Linked DNA regions of Homo sapiens: region 1 is linked to region 2. A link is an interaction called in ENCODE POLR2A ChIA-PET data of the cell type or tissue named here. Cell type or tissue: B cell. All regions are shown on one strand.

Region 1 (8,000 bases), 240 kb after region 2:
CATTCTCAGTTAAATAAGCCAGTTACAAAAACACACATGCTGTATGTGATTCCGCTTCTGTGAGGTCTCTAGAGCAGTCAGATTCCTAGAGACAGCAAGTAGAAGGGTGGTTCTCAGGGGCTGCCGGAGGGAAGATGGGGAGTGAGTATTTAATGGGCCCAGAGTTGCAGTTTGGGAAGTTGAGAAAGTTCTGGAGATTGGTTGCACAGCGGTGTGAATATACCTCATGCTACTGAATTACTCACTTAAAGAATAGGTAACATGGTTGATTTTATTTTATGCGTACCTTAGCACAATTAAAAATAAAAAGGATGTGGCCGGGAGCGGTGGCTCACGCCCATAATCCCAGCACCTTGGGAGGCCAAGGCAGGCAGGTCATTTGAGGTCGAGAGTTCAAGACCAGCCTGGCCAACAGGGTGAAACCCCATCTCTACTAAAAATATAAAAATTAGCCAGGCATGATAGCATATGCCTGTAGTCCCAGCTACTCAGGAGGCTGAGGCAGGAGAATCACTTGAACCCGGGAGGTGGAGGTTGCAGTGAGCCAAGAAAGTGCCACTGCACTCAAGCCTGGGCAACAGAGCAAGACTCCATCTCAATCAATCAATCAATCAATAAGGATGTATTTGGAATTTCCGATGAACAGCATGAAGGGGCACGGTCCCTAGCGTTAAGAGGCACGGACGCTATAGGGAGAAGCAAGGCAGGGAAGGGGTGGGGACCACGGCAGTCAGGGGTGGCCGGACAGGTGGTGCCACACCAGCGCCACGGCCTTGCAGCCTCCCCACAGCCCCTGCGTGTCTCCTCCCAGAAAGCTGCTGCCCCGACCTGAGACGGAGGAGGAGTTCCTGCGCGTGTGCCGGCTGAAGGAGAAGGAGCTGGAGGCCCTGCCGTGCCTGTACGCCACGGTGGAACCTGACATGTGGGGCAGCGTAGAGGAGCTGCTCCGCGTTGTCAAGGACAAGATCGGCGAGGAGCAGCGCAAGACCATCTGGGTGGACGAGGACCAGCTGTGAGGCGGGCGCCCTGGGCAGAGAGACTCTGTGGCGCGGGGCATCCTATGAGGCAGGCACCCTGGGCAGAGAGATGCAGTGGGTGCGGGGGGATCCTGTGGCCCACAGAGCTGCCCCAGCAGACGCTCCGCCCCACCCGGTGATGGAGCCCCGGGGGGACAGTCGTGCCTGGGGAGGAGCAGGGTACAGCCCATTCCCCCAGCCCTGGCTGACCTGGCCTAGCAGTTTGGCCCTGCTGGCCTTAGCAGGGAGACAGGGGAGCAAAGAACGCCAAGCCGGAGGCCCGAGGCCAGCCGGCCTCTCGAGAGCCAGAGCAGCAGTTGAATGTAATGCTGGGGACAGGCATGCTGCCGCCAGTAGGGCGGGGACCCGGACAGCCAGGTGACTACCAGTCCTGGGGACACACTCACCATAAACACATCCCCAGGCAGGACAGATCGGGGAAGGGGTGTGTACCAGGCTATGATTTCTCTTGCATTAAAATGTATTATTATTTCTTTGTTTCGACCCTTTGTTTGTGAACAGCTTGCCAGGCCTTGAGCCCTTGCCGCCTTCCTAACCTGAAAACCATGCCCAGTGAGCTTAGCTGGAGACTCAGGCCCCATGTTCCTGGGTAGGGTGAAGGTGGGGTGACCACACACCCCAGGGTCCCAGGACAGGCCTGATTTACCCCTGGGCTTAGGGTAATACTTGCTAATCGCACCCTATGGACTCAAATGCATCCTGATTTGGAAGATCAATAAATTATCTTGTCACCCTGAGAAGGGCCCATCCTCTCACTGACCCTGGGGAGCCCTTGCAGTCTGTGTCTGGCCTGCCCCGTAACTCCAGCCCTGAGGCCAGGCCCCCGTCACTCAGCTCTTCTCTGCACATAACTGCCCCTGCCCCACATTCAATGTCCCTAAAGGGCAGCCCCGCTTCCTCCTGCAGGTCAGGAGCAAGCACGTGAGGTACAGCCCTCTGGGGGGTTCATACCCCACTTCCCAGGAGCTTGAGGGGTGCAGGAAAGCCACGCCCGCTCCCCAGCAGGTAGCAAAAGTCCTAGGAGTTCTAGAACCATTCTTCTCCTTCACCCCCTTGACGCAAATTTGCCGAGTGTGGACCTGACAGGCACAGCCAAACCAGGCCAGGTTGCACCCTCACGGGGCACCACACTGCATGTGCAGGAAGCTACTGGGTGGCAGGCTCGGATTCAAACCCGGGTCTGTCTGAATGTGGGAACTGTGGGAGCAACTGCTCACTAACAACCTAATACCCAGATTCCCCTTCCTTCCTAAGAGAATCCTGACTCATCCTGGGAATCTACATGCACAGCTCAAAGACCATATATCCCAGCCTCCCTTGCAATTAGGGAAATGTAAGGGGAAGTTTGGGGGAGAGACAAATGGCGCTTCCTCCAGTTTTCTGCTGCGGATGCAGACGCAATGGCTGGAGCACCAGCAGTGTTCTTGCATCTTGAGGTGACTGTGAGGGTGGAAACCCCACTTGGAGGATGGCAGATCAGAAAGAAAGAAGGAGCCACAGTCACTGATGATACTTGGGGGCCCAGGACTGCTGCTTGGGTTTCTTTTACATGAGACAGAAAGAAATTTGTGTCTTGTGTTAAATGACTGTTATTTCAGTTCTCTGTTACTTGCAGCCAAGAGCAATTCCTAACAAATACAGGAGAAAACTTTATTCTTTATAGTTTCAAATACCATGGGCATGGGTTAATCCTCTGCTGGGTTTTTACCGCTTAGACAAGGTATGAATTATTAATAAAAGCACTCTATTAATAAAGATCTCTTCCAAAAAAAGAAAATACTGTGTGGCCTGTAGCATTTTCTGGCATTTTGACCTACAGAAGACAAATTAGCAGCAGAAATCTCCAGGAGGTGGGAGTGAATGCATGGGGGTCCTAGGAGGATGCCTTGTTCTTGCCTCCTCCCTCACAATCCATCTCTGCACCACCAGCTCCGGGTCTGCCAGGGAGTGTGACACCTTGAAAAACAGTGTCTCCCTCCAAGAGCCCATGAGCAATGCTGCTTTTTCCAAGACAGCCCCCAGAAACAAGCTAGACGTGCTGGGTGTAGAGAGGCCGTGACTCCTAGGTGCAGCTGCCGTTATTTAGGGCCAAATAAACCACCACACGAGGCCATGCTAGGGCCGGAAGGCCTGCAGCTTCCATCTTGTGAAAGCCTTAAGTTAAAATGTAAACCTCCCCCAAGCCGAGGGCTTCGTGTTTCGGCCTGGAAGCTGTGCTTCCTCGTAAAGCGCTCCGTGCTGAGTGGACAGACGTGACCGGGAAGGAGTCTCGGACAAAAAGCCAGCTGAGTGATTTATATCATTTGTTTGACTTCAGAACTCTCGGGTGGCTGAGCAGAATAAGCAAACAGGTGGCTTGCATGTCATTTGGGAGGACAAGTGGGGTGGAGATAAGCTGTGCGTAGGGAAAGATATCTGAAAAGAATCTGTGGTGGGGTTTCTTTTCCCCCTTGCCTTGCCCGAGTGATTTTAACCAGGATCGAGAGTGCAGGGCTGTGGGGTGGATAATTGCTAATAAGCGGGTGAGAGGAGGCAGGGGCCGAGGGCTGGAATGAGGTTCCCTCTTCCCTTCCCTTCTCTGATGAAATGGTGAAGGCAGCAGGGGAGTGGGGTTGGCACCCCGGGGACGGGTCCACATGAGGATTTCCAAGGAGACCTCCAGCATCATCGGCTTCAGCCCCCAGGTCCTGCCTGTTCAGCTGCCAGCAACCCCTGTGTCTGCCTGGTGAGCCGAGTGGGGTCTGGGAGGCCGGGGAGGGAGGCACGGAGCTCTTTGCACCGTCTGCCTGCAAGTCCAAGTATTGCACAAGGGCCTGCAAGCTGAGTTTTGACTGCAGAGCCAGCCCAGGGCTCAGGGAAGCTCCCCGTACAGCAAAGCCTGGAGCCCGAGGCTCTGGATGCCTGTGCCAAGCCGACAATGCCACAACGATGCTTGGTTCACACCATGGGCACCAGCCACGCAGCCCAGAGCCACTGTGAGAGGCGAGCACTGGAAATTGTGTCGTATGTGTAGACACACACTTTTCTGGGGAGAAAGTCCAGCCTTTCTCAGATTCCCAAAGGGTGTTGCAATCCCAAAAAGATAAAGAACTATTGCTCTGGGATTTGGCAAATATGAGCAAATGTTTTTTGAGCTCCTCCTCTGTGCTGAGCACCTTGTAAATGTTATTTTACTTATCCCCAAACTCTTCTCCATGTTATACAGGTGAAAATTGAGGCTCAGAGAGGTTAAGTGACTTGACCAAGGTCACACAGCTGGTAAGCTGGAACTTCACCCAGGTCTGCTGATTTGCAACTGTAAGCTCGGGGCTGGATTTTCCATTTCTGAGGTGCTGTTTGGGGTCCCAGGGCCTTTGGTCGTGTGTCCCCTCTGCTCTTCTAGGGACCAAGGAAGTGGTTGGTGTCCCAGGCAGTGGCTGGCTGGGGGCTGGGTGGCTGGGTGACATAATGACCACACTGAGAGGATGTGAATTTCCTCTCTTGTTTGTGGTTTTTTGTTTGGTTGCATTTGTTTTTGCTTTTGTTTTGTTTTTGGTTTTCGTTTTTGTTTTTTTTTTTTCTTTTTTTGAGACAGAGTCTCACTCTGTCACCCAGGCTGGAGTGCAGTGGCACGATCTTGGCTCACTGCAACCTCCACCTCCCAGGTTCAAATGATTCTTGTGCCTCAGCCTCCTGAGTAGCTGGGACTACTGGTGTGCACCACCACCACTCCCGGCTAATTTTTGTATTTTTAATAGAGACAGGGTTTCACCATGTTGGCCAGGCTGGTATCGAACTCCTGACCTCAGTTGATCTGCCTGCCTCGGCCTCCCAAAGTGCTGGGATCACTTGAGGTCAGGAGTTCCAGACCAGCCTGGGCAACGTAGTGAGACCTTGTTTCTACAAAGAATATTTAAAAATTAGCTGAGCATGGTGATTCATGCCTGTAGTCCCAGCTACTGTGCTGGGATTACAGGATTTCCTCTCTTGGAAGAGTCGGTCTGCTCACCCGCTGGTAGTGTCGGCCCGCTGGCCCTGGGCTTCTACCTAACCAGGTCACAATTCTGAGAAACGCTGGTTTTCTCACCCAACCCAGGAAGGGGGCTGCTTTGGGGAGGGGGTGAATGCAGGAGTGAGATGTCTTTGAGCCCTGGCATCATGCCACCATGCTGTTCTCAAAAGCCATCACAGGCTGGGTGTGGGGGTTCACACCTGGAATCCCAGCAGTTTGGAAGGCCAAGGTAGGCATATCTCTTAAGCTAGCATCCAGGCTGGAGTGCAGTGGTATGAATATGGCCCACTTACAGCCTCAACCTTCTGGGCTCAATCCTCCAGCCTCATCCTCCCTAGTAGCTGGGACTACAGGCATGCATCACCATGCTCAGCTAATTTTTAAACATTCTTTGTAGAGACGAGGTCTCACTACATTGCCCAGGCTGGCCTGGAACTCCTGACCTCAAGAGATGGTCCCATCTCGGACTCCCAAAGTGCTGGGATTCCAGGAGTGAGCCACCGCACGGCCTCTCGCATTCCTTTTGACAGCCATGTGGTGCTCTGCCGGTGCTGGCCTGTCCTTCCGTCACCAGTCCTTGTTGGTAGACAGCCGTCATTTCCAGGGAATCACTGTTGAGCATCATTTTGAACAGTTCTTCTCTGCAAGATAGTCCCCCAAGAGGGGCCATGCACTGATTTCCTTGGAGGGAGCCCCACGGCCCTCCCCGGAGGGTGCACGCACACAGACGGGGCTTCGTGATGGCCACAGCAGGCTGGCGGCGCTGGCCTGGGACGTTTCCATTTCGGCCTGTCCAACCATAGGGGCAGGGGTCAGTGTGGATGGTGGACTCACCTGTCTCGGTTACACCCTAAGCTCTGGGAACCTGGTCCCAGGGCCGCTGTTCTTTACTGCAGAGTAGTGCATGTGGTTTGTGAACCACGGTGGTTCTTCCCCGGGAGAGTCTGGGGAGACGCTTGGTGCTGGGACCCCACCACCTCTACAAGATACAGACTGATCCCCACCCCCCCATCCTGTGAGGGACACTAATCCAGTCCACACAGGCCTAAAACCCACTCACCTTGTTACTCCCAAACCTGCCCCTCTCCTCCCCAGCCCACCCTTAACTCAGTCACTCAGCCAGAAACCCAGGTAACACGGGCACTGTCTCTCCCCTCTCCTCTCCTCTCCATCTGTACAGGCAACTGTACACACACATTCACAGCGGCACTGTTCACAACAGCCAGAAGGTGGAAGCCAGCCAAGTGTCCATCAAGTGGTGAATGGATACGCAAAATATAGTCCATCCACACAATGGAATATTGCTCAGCCATGAAAAGGAATGAGGCTGGGCATGGTGGCTTATGCCTGTAAGCCCAACACTTTGGGAAGCCAAGATGGGAGATGGCTTGAGCCCAGGCATTCGAGACCAGCCTGGGTAACATAACAAGACCCCATCTTTACTAAAAATAAGAAACAGGGCCGGACACGGTGGCTCATGCCTGTAATCCCAGCACTTTGGGAGGCCGAGGTGGGTGGATCACAAGGTCAGGAGATCGAGACCATCCTGGCCAACACGGTGAAACCCCATCTCTACTAAAAATACAAAAAATTAGCTGGGCGTGGTGGCGGGCGCCTGTAGTCCCAGCTACTCTGGAGGCTGAGGCAGGAGAATGGCGTGAACCCAGGAGGCGGAGCTTGCAGTGCGTCGAGATTGCGCCACTGCACTCCAGCCTGGGCGACAGAGTGAGACTCCATCTCAAACAAACAAACAAACAAAAAAAAAAAAAACAGGCTGTGCATGGTGGCTCATGCGTGTAATCCCAGCACTTACTTTGGGAGGCTGAGGCAAGCAGACCACCTGAGGTCAGGAGTTTGAAACCAACCTGGCCAATATGGTGAAACCCTGTCTCCACTAAAAATACAAAAATTAGCTCGGTGTGATGGCATGTGCCTGTAATCCTAGCTACTCAGGAGGCTGAGGCAGGAGAATGGCTTGAACCTAGGAGGCGGAGGTTGCAGTGAGCCGAGATCGTGCCATTGCTCTCCAGCCTGGGTGATAGAACAAGACTCCGTCTCAAAAAAAATAAAAATAATAAAAAACAAAAAAAATCTAGCTGGGTTTGGGGATGCACACCTATAGTTCCAGCTACCTGGGATGCTGAGGCAGGAGGATCGCTTGAGCCCGGGAGCTCGAGGCTGCAGTGAGCTTTAATTGTGTCACTGCACTCCAGCCTGAGCAACCGAGTAAGACCCTGTCTCAAAAAAAAAAAAAAGGGGGGGAACGAAATGCTGATACGCATGGCAACCTAGATGAACCTTGAAAACACTATGCTCAGTGAAACAAGCCAGCCACAAAAAGACAAATATTGTAGGATTTCATTTATATGAAATGTCCAGAATAGGCAAATCCCTAGAGGCAAAAAAAAAAAAAGATTAGCAGTTACCAGGCGTCAGGGAGAGAGGAATGGGAGTGACTGCTTCATAAGTGCAGGGTCTCTTTTTAGGGTGATGAAACTGTTTGGAACTAGACAGTGATGCTGATTGCACGGCATTGTGAATGTACTGAGTTGTACACTTTAAAATCGTTAAAATGGTGAAGTTTAGGTCATATGTACTTTTGCACCATTGTTTTTAAAAAAAAGAAAACGCGTGGGCCGGGCGCGGTGGCTCACGCCCGTAATTCCAGCACTTTGGGAGGCCAAGGTGGGCGGATCATGAGGTCAGGAGATCGCGACCATCCTAGCTAAATCTCCTGGCTAACACGTTGAAACCCCATCTCTACTAAAACATACAAAAAATTGGCCGGGCGTGGTGGCGGGCGCCTGTAGTCCCAGCTACTTGGGAGGCTGAGGCAGGAGAATGACGTGAACCCGGGAGGCGGAGCTTGCAGTGAGCCGAGACTGCGCCACTGTACTCCAGCCTGGGCGACAAAGCGAGACTCCATCTCAAAAAAAAAAGAAAAAAGAAAAAAGCATGAACAAAAGCGAATC
Region 2 (8,000 bases):
TTGATTTGCTCCCCCCACCCCATGCCTCTATGTATATGTTAATCAATATTGCCTACAATGTCCAGATTTTTTTTAAAAGGTCTCCCAGATGAAGCTGCAAACACAGCCAGCTCTCTGCTTTCCCTCTGTGCTACAGCTGAGGAAAGCGTGTTGGCAGGAAATTAACTTGTTTAAGGAGCTGGCTTCAGCCTCCTTCTGCCACCCGACCCACTCCAAAACACATTCACTATTCACGGAAGAAGAGGACCATAGAAATTCAGTATGTAGTTTCACATGGGTTATTTTATTTTATTATTATTTTTAGAAATGTTCAAAACACAGAAAAGTGCAGAGAATAACAGAACATGTTCCCAGGTTCTCACCACCCAAAATTGACAAATGCCAACGTTTTCTGTCTTTGGGTTTTTGTTTTTGTTTTTGAGATAGAGTCTTGCTCTGTCACTCAGGCTGGAGTGCAGTGATGCGATCACAGCTCACTGCAACATGAGTCTCATGGGCTCAAGCAATCCTCCCAAGTAGCTGGGACCACAGGTGCATGCCACCATGCCTGGCTAAGTTTTGTTTGTGGTGGTGGTGGTGGTGGTGGTGGTTGTTTTTTTGTTGTTTGTTTTTTTGTTGTTGTTTTTTGTTTTGGTTTTTTGTTTGTGTTTTTGTAGAGATAGGGTCTTCTTTGTTGCTTAGGCTGGTCTTAAACTCCAGGGCTCAAGTGATCCTCCTGCCTCAGCCTCCTAAAGTGCTGGGATTACAGGCAGGAGCCACCACACCCAGCATTTCATGTTTTTATATTTATAAAAATATAAAGTGGGCCAGACACGGTGGCTCACATCTGTAATCCCAACACTTTGGGAGGCCAAGGCAGGTGGATCAAGAGGTCAAGAGATCAAGACTATCCTGGCTAACATGGTGAAACCCCATCTCTACTAAAAATAAAAAATTAGCTGGGCGTGGTGGCATGTGCCTGTAGTTCCAGCTACTCGGGAGGCTGAGGCAGGAGAATCGCTTGAACCCAGGAGGTGGAGGTTGCTGTGAGCCGAGATTGTATCACTGCACTGTAGCCTGGCAACAGAGCAAGACTCCATCTCAAAATAAAATAAATAGAAAATAAAAAATATATGTATTGAACAAAACATCACAGATCAAGTGAAGTCCCTTTCAGCCCCACCTGCAAGGTCAGTCCCTCTCCCCTCTCTCTCAAATCGGGGATGTGCCTCTACCCTCTTATAGGTGTACCCATGAACAATCTATAATATTATAATAAAGTTTGGGCTGCTTTGAGGTTCCTAGAACTTGTTTTGTGTCACTCGACATTGAATTTTTTTATAATTACCTGTGTTATCAATGCACATCTAGTCTCTCCATTTCAATTGCCTGTAGAAGTCTATCTTATGGATGCACCACGTCTGGTCCACCTTCCCCCATTGGTGGACATGGTGTTGTCTCCCACTGTTTCCCATTTATAAACCATGAGTCTGCCATGCATGTCTCCTGGTCTACATGTACCCTTGGAATTTCTGGGTCATGGGGGCGCACAGGTTCAACTTCACTGGGTACTGCCCAGTTGCTCCAAGGCCGGATCAATCTGCATTCACATCAGCAGGGCATGAGCACTCCCTCTGCTCCACATACTCCAACATTTACTCTGGCCCAGCTTTGCTTCCTGATTGGAAACCATCTGATGGGTGATGGAGAGGAACGGGTCCACACGGCTTTTTTCACATCGCCATTCGTTGGCTTTCTCTGCTGGGGCTGCTTAAATTCAGCAAAGGAAAAAAAACAAAAACAAAAAAACAGAACAGACACTGGACGTGAGAAATCTGAAACTGGAGCATCTATGTTGTTCCAAAGGGTGGATCTCCAGAGATCTCCCCACCAAGACCGCAGTCCCCACCACCCATCTGTCATGTCAGTCGAGCAGACTGACACTAAGTAAGTACGTTGAAAATGAGCTATGGATCTGGGAGGACCTGGGTCCTTGTGTTGGTTCAAGACTTTCTTTAGACAATTCACTTCACTCTGGTAACCTCAGTTTCCTCAACAGTCAAACAAGGACAATGATCTCAATCATATAAGAGTAAAGACATAGTATCTACGCAGGGCCCGGCATATCACTTGGTATAGAGTGCTGAGAAAGACTATTTTTGAGACGGGCCCTTCCTCTGTTGCCCAGGCTGTAGTGCAGTGGCACAATCATGACTTACTGCAGCCTCAACCTCCTGGGCTCAGGTGATCCTCCCACCTCAGCCTCCTGAGGCTGGGACCACAGGCCTGCGATCCTTGGTTAAGTTTTTTATTTTTTGTAGCAATGGGATTTCACTACATTGCCCAGGCTGGACTCGAGCTCCTGAACTCAAGTGATCGTCCTGTGTCGGCCTCTCAAAGTGCCGCAATTACAGGCAGGAGCCACCACACCTAGTTCTATTATTAATAATAATAAATAACACAGTGAAGTGATTAAGAGTCTGGGTTCTGGAATCGGACTGTTTGGGTTACTTTCCTGGCTTTGGCCTCTTGCTTGTTGTGTGTGTATCTTGGTTATGTCATCTGCAAAATGGGGATGCAATGAATACCAACTTTGGTGAAGATCAAGTGCAATTGTGCATACAAAGGTCTTAGAACAGGGCATTATCCAGGGCTGGGTGCAGTGGCTCAGGCCTGTAAATCCCAGCACTTCGGGAGACCGAGGCAGGTGGATCACTTGAAGTGAGGAGTTCGAGACCAGCCTGGGCGACATGGTGAAACCCTGTCTCTACTAAAAATGCAAAAATTGTCCAGGTGTGGTGGCGGGCGCCTGTAATCCCAGCTACTCAGGAGACTGAGGCAGGAGAATTTCCTGAGTCCAGGAGGCAGAGGTTGTAGTGAGCGGAGATCGTGCCACTGTACTCCAGCCTGGGTGACAGAGCGAGACTCCCTCTCAAAAAAAAAAAAAAAAAAAAAAAAAAAGGCGTGATCCATAGTAAGTGCTCAATAATTGCTGTATTCCTAACAGAGCAGATTATGGACGGCAGAGCTGTACCTTGTGATTGAACAGAATCTGATCAGGAACCTTGGCCTGAAAGCTCGGCAGACTGAACGCTTCAGTGGGATGCAGCTCATTTGAAGTCATCCAGACCTCAAGAGCTCCTTTCTCCTGACCTTTGACGTTGGCTGGTGCCTGGTGTGCATCGTGGGGAGTTCCCCAAGGACCCAGATGCCTGCCACTGTGCCATCAGGGAGGTCTGGCCTCCAAAGGCCTGGGCAGATCCTGGGAGAGAGGGAAAAAAAAAAAAAAAAGACACGAAACAAGTGAGGGGAGTGCCTCATGCAAAAGCTGCCCCATGCATGGGCACAGGAAGAAAGCAAATTGGACCAGCTCTGTAGTAGAAATGCCGGCAGGAAGCAACATCAATTCTCTCCTTTTCTGAGATTTCCCCTGCCAGCATTCTGAGTGATGATAAATCACTCATTTCTGACACGGTTTATTTTTCAAAGCATTTTTATAAGAAGCATCCAGCCATCACATTTCAAACATAATTCAAATGGGGGGAAAAAATCCTGCAATGTTTATTATTAATTAAACAGGATTACTGGACCGACTTGGTAGAAACGGGCAGAGGAAATGCAGGCATCGTCCCAAATTCCTTACACCCAGCCTGCCAGACCTTCCTGGGAGGGGTTTCCAGATGAGACTCGTTTTGCTATAAATCCAAATATCTATTCGTGCTTATCTGCATTTTGATGCTGGAATTAGATGCTGCATGTGTGCAGATGTCGGAATATTTATTGATAGTTAAAATTTCATGTGCCCTGGATTGATGTTTGTGCATCAGGACAAATGATTAGTGTCTTGCCGATAGTTTGAACAGGTGTACGTTAAAGATTATTTAACACCAAGTTCTGTTTTCTGTCTTCAGATTCTCTAGGAAACAAGAAATCAAATCTCCGGGGACTATCCAGGTGGGAAATGGAAATAAATGATAAACATACGAATACATCGATTCTGTTTCCTATTGGTTGGGAGTGGGCTTTTTTATGATCTTGTTAGTATTCCAGATTTATGAATTCTAAAAAATTGAGAGACTATTTGAAATATTTAAATGCATTTTAAAGCCTGTGCGTGGGAAATGGAGCTGTCACCTCACAAGATCCAAAGTGTCTTTAACAACCCCTGCTCTGCTCCGGGAGGGCTCTGCCGTTCGGGACCCAGGCTCCGTCAGAGCAGCAGGAGCTGCAGAACTACAGCTGGATCGGGGGATGGACCTACCCCACCCTGGGCTGTCACTGGGGGGCCCAGTGTTATCCCAGAGGAACTGCTGCCTGGACCACTGTCCTTGAGTATGTCTGCAAGCATGCCACAGAAATCACTAGATGGCGGATGCTAGCCCTGTTCCATTAAAAGCAAGTGCCCACCCCGTCTCTACTAAAAATAAAAAATTAGCCAGGCATGGTGTTGGATGCCTGTGGTCCCAGCTGTTCAGGAGGCTGAGGCAGGAGAATGGCGTGAACCCGGGAGGCGGAGCTTGCAGTAAGCCAAGATCGCGCCACTGCACTCCGGCCTGGGTGACAGAGCGAGACTCCATCTCAAAAAAAAGCAGGTGCCCAGCACGGTGTCTTGCTCATAGCTCACAAATGGATCCATCTTTCCCTGCTCTTCCAGAAGTGGCATACAAAGAGTAGGAGCCCGTCCACCTTGGGGGTCGGAGAGGGTGTGATCGGGAGTGCGTGGCCTGTAGAGAATTTTAAAACAAAACCAACTCAAAATCAATCTGCTTTTCATTCTCACCACATGTGATTCTACACAGTGCCACGGATAACATATGCCTCCCCCTCAATCTCTTTGTTGGTCTAATTTCTGGACAATTGCCACAGTTACTGTTGAGTTTTAATAATATCGCTATGGATTAGCACATTGAATGACTTGTCCTCTAAAATAGTCTTCGATGCGGAGGTTAATTTGGAGACGTCCCTGTTGTGTAATCGACCCCAACACTCAGGGACCCAGAAGCACGTGTTCATGTGAAGAGGAAGTCTGCCAAGATTCTGAATCACTAGGGCTCAGTTGGTGTGGAGTTCAGGTCCCCATCCCCTGTGGCATTGCATATTACATATCAACTGTGTTTAGTAGATTCAAAATAAACAATAGCACAGTCATTATGAAGACAAAGAGAATTTGAATTACTTTAATTCTGCCTTTCCTTGTGACCACTTGGAGTTTTTATTTTACAATTAAAACAGCAAAACAAAAGAACAGAGAAGTGTCATGTTTTGTTCCATATGTGCAAATGTTAGTGTATACGAGAGAGATTTTACTGCATTCAAACAGTATCTGTTGCATCATGGTGATAGAAAATGATTTTGTCTATAGAGGAGAGGCATATTAGAAACAATGGGCTTCAGGTGTCTGTTTTGCCTGGCATACCACTGTCTCCCAGCATGAAGTTCAGTTCTATAAGCATTTACCAGGTCAGGACCCTGAGGGTACAGCAGGGACTGCAACAGACATTTCCAAACCATGCATTCCACAGTTAATTATTTGAATATAAATGTCATAAAGGCTGTAAGAATGATCTAAGAAGTTGCTATATTGTCTAATTCTGTATAACAAATTGCTAGAAAACTTAATGGCTTAAAAAAATACACGTTTATTATGTCAGTTTCTTTGGGCCAGGAATTTGCAAGTGATTTAGCTGAGTGGTTCTGGCTCGGGGACTCTCATGAGGATACAATCAAGATGCTGGCCAGGGCTGCATCATCCAAAGGCTCAACTGAGACTAGAGGATCCACTTCCAAACTCACTCGCATGGCTGTTGGTAGGAGGCCACAGCTCCTCACCATGGGGGCTTCCTCAGAGGGCTGCTTGAGTGTTCTCACAACATGGCGGCCGGCTCTTCCCAGAGCCGGTGATCCAAGAGAGAACACAAAGAGGAATTCACACAATGCCTTTTATAATTTAGCTTCAGAAGTCACACCTTGCCACTTCTATTTATTAGAAGTACTCTATTAGAAGTTACTAAGTCCATCCCCATTTAATGGGAGGCGAATTGGGCTCCATTTTGGAGAGAGGAATGTCAACAAGTTCATGTAATAATTTTAAATTTATTGCCTATCTGTAGATTTGAGACAAGGTCTGGCTCTGTCACCCAGGCTGGAGTGTATGGTGCAATATTGGCTCACTGTAACCTCCACCTCCTGGACTCAAGTCATTATCCCACATCAGCCTCCCAAGTAGCTGGGACTACAGGCATGTTCCACCACACCTGGCTAATTTCTGTATATTTTGTAGAGATGAGGTTTTGCCATGTTGTCTAGGCTGGTCTCAAACTCCTGGGCTCAAATGGTCTGCCCACCTCAGCCTCCCAAAGTGCTGAGATTACAGGCATGAGCCACCAAGCCTGGCCAACACTGAAATTTTTTTTTTTTTTTTTTTAAAGAGATGGGGTCTTGCTCTGTCACCTAGGCTGGAATGCAGTGGCGCTATCACAACTCAAAGCAGCCTCCAACTCTCAGGCTCAAGGGATCCTCCTGCCTCAGCCTCCAGAGTAGCTGGGACCACAGGCCTGTGTCACCACACCCAGTGAATTTGTTGTTTTGTTTGTTTGTTTGTTTGTTTGTTTGTTTTTGTAGGGACAGGGCTCTCACTGTGTTGCCCAGGCTGATGAACTCCTGGTTTCAAGCCATCCTCTCACCTAAGTTTCCTAGGGGATTCTAGCTCTGAAGTGTGAAGGGGAGCTAGGCAGGTAAAGCAGGAGGAAAGAACATTTGGGCAGGGGAAACCGTATGCTTCGAGGTCATGGAGTGGACAGGAGCAGAGCTGCTGCTGTGCGGACGGCAGAGAGGAAAGTGGCCACTGGCGTAAGACAGGCAGGGCTGGGATCACGTCATGGTGAGGAGTTGGAGTTTTATCCTAATGGTGAGAGGAGAGCATGCAGTAGGGGCTTGCCAGGATCTAATTTGCATTTTTCTGGACATTTATGGCAATCCTATGGAGAACAAATCAGAGGGAGGCAGGAATAGATGGGAAAGGAACTCGTTGGAACATGGTTACCCTAGTCCACACTGCAGGGATGATGGCCTGGACTAGGGAGTGGCAGGGGGACTAGAAATAGCCACCTGGGCTGGGCGCGTTGGCTCATATAATCCCAGCACTTTGGGAGGCTCAGATGGGTGGATCACTTGAGGTCAGGAGTTCAAGACCAGCCTGGCCAACATGGTGAGACCCTGTCTCTACGAAAAATACAGAAATTAGCAGGGGTGTGGTGGTGTGCTCCAGTAATCTCAGCTACTTGGTAGGCTGAGGCATGAGAATTGCTTGAGCCTGAGAGGCGGAGGTTGCAGTGAGCTGGGATCACAGCACTGCACTCCAGCCTGGGCAACAGAGTGAGACCCTGTCTCAAAAAAATAAAAATTAAGATAAAATATAAAAATTGTGGTAAGAAAGAGGCACCTGGACCCCAGTCGTATTTACTCATTGGCTGTGTGGGGATGAGGGAGGGAGGGGTCAGAGGTGATGCTCAGGTTTCTGGCTTATGCAGCTGCCCAAGGAGGTGGCAAGTGGAGCCATCTACTCTGACAGGAAAACACTGGAGGAGGGGGAGCAGGTTACAAGAGCAAGATCCTAAACAGCTTCAACACACTCAGCTTGACAGCCCTACCAGATATCCAAATAGCCATAGCACGTACAGAGCCGGATACAGCAGGCTCGAGTTCAAGTTTGGAGATATCCATGTGGCCATGGGTTTAGCTTCTGGGGAGAGAATAAAGGCAGTTGATTAGATAAAAGAGGAGATAAGATGGAAGATGGCATTTGCATCCCCTATTAAGTGAAAGACTTTTCTACTTTTGTGATTTGATGAGATAGATCAAAAATGACCAGTTTAGTGTCCGGGTGCAGTGGCTCACGCCTGTAATCCCAGCACTTTGGGAGGCTGAGGTGGGTGGATCACAAGGTCAGGAGATCGAGAACATCTTGGCCAACATGGTGAAACCCCGTCTGTACTAAAAATACAAAAATTAGCTGGGCATGG

What was found. Peaks named below come from ENCODE experiments on the same cell type or tissue, not always from the same donor. Only the 100,000 strongest peaks of a DNase experiment are listed, where the experiment ranks them.
Region 1: POLR2A ChIA-PET joins it to region 2 with 8 read pairs; 4 of 35 experiments call an interaction of 5 or more read pairs at or near these places.

What each region holds. Positions count from the first base shown.
Region 1 is chr7:2,899,654-2,907,653 of GRCh38, reverse strand. It overlaps CARD11 (caspase recruitment domain family member 11), which reads left to right. Exons shown (of 25, transcript NM_032415.7): 25 at 812-1,512. The coding sequence ends at 1,016. Among named protein-coding and RNA genes, the nearest start is that of CARD11-AS1, 40 kb to the left of the region's middle. RefSeq lists a silencer at 6,671-6,920. In B cell, no CTCF peak of the experiment used is centred here; a DNase peak (open chromatin) is centred at 4,453; H3K27ac peaks cover 134 bases.
Region 2 is chr7:3,136,187-3,144,186 of GRCh38, reverse strand. It overlaps LOC100129603 (a long non-coding RNA gene), which reads left to right. Exons shown (of 4, transcript NR_126024.1): 4 at 2,987-3,270. Among named protein-coding and RNA genes, the nearest start is that of CARD11, 96 kb to the right of the region's middle. In B cell, no CTCF peak of the experiment used is centred here; no DNase peak of the experiment used is centred here.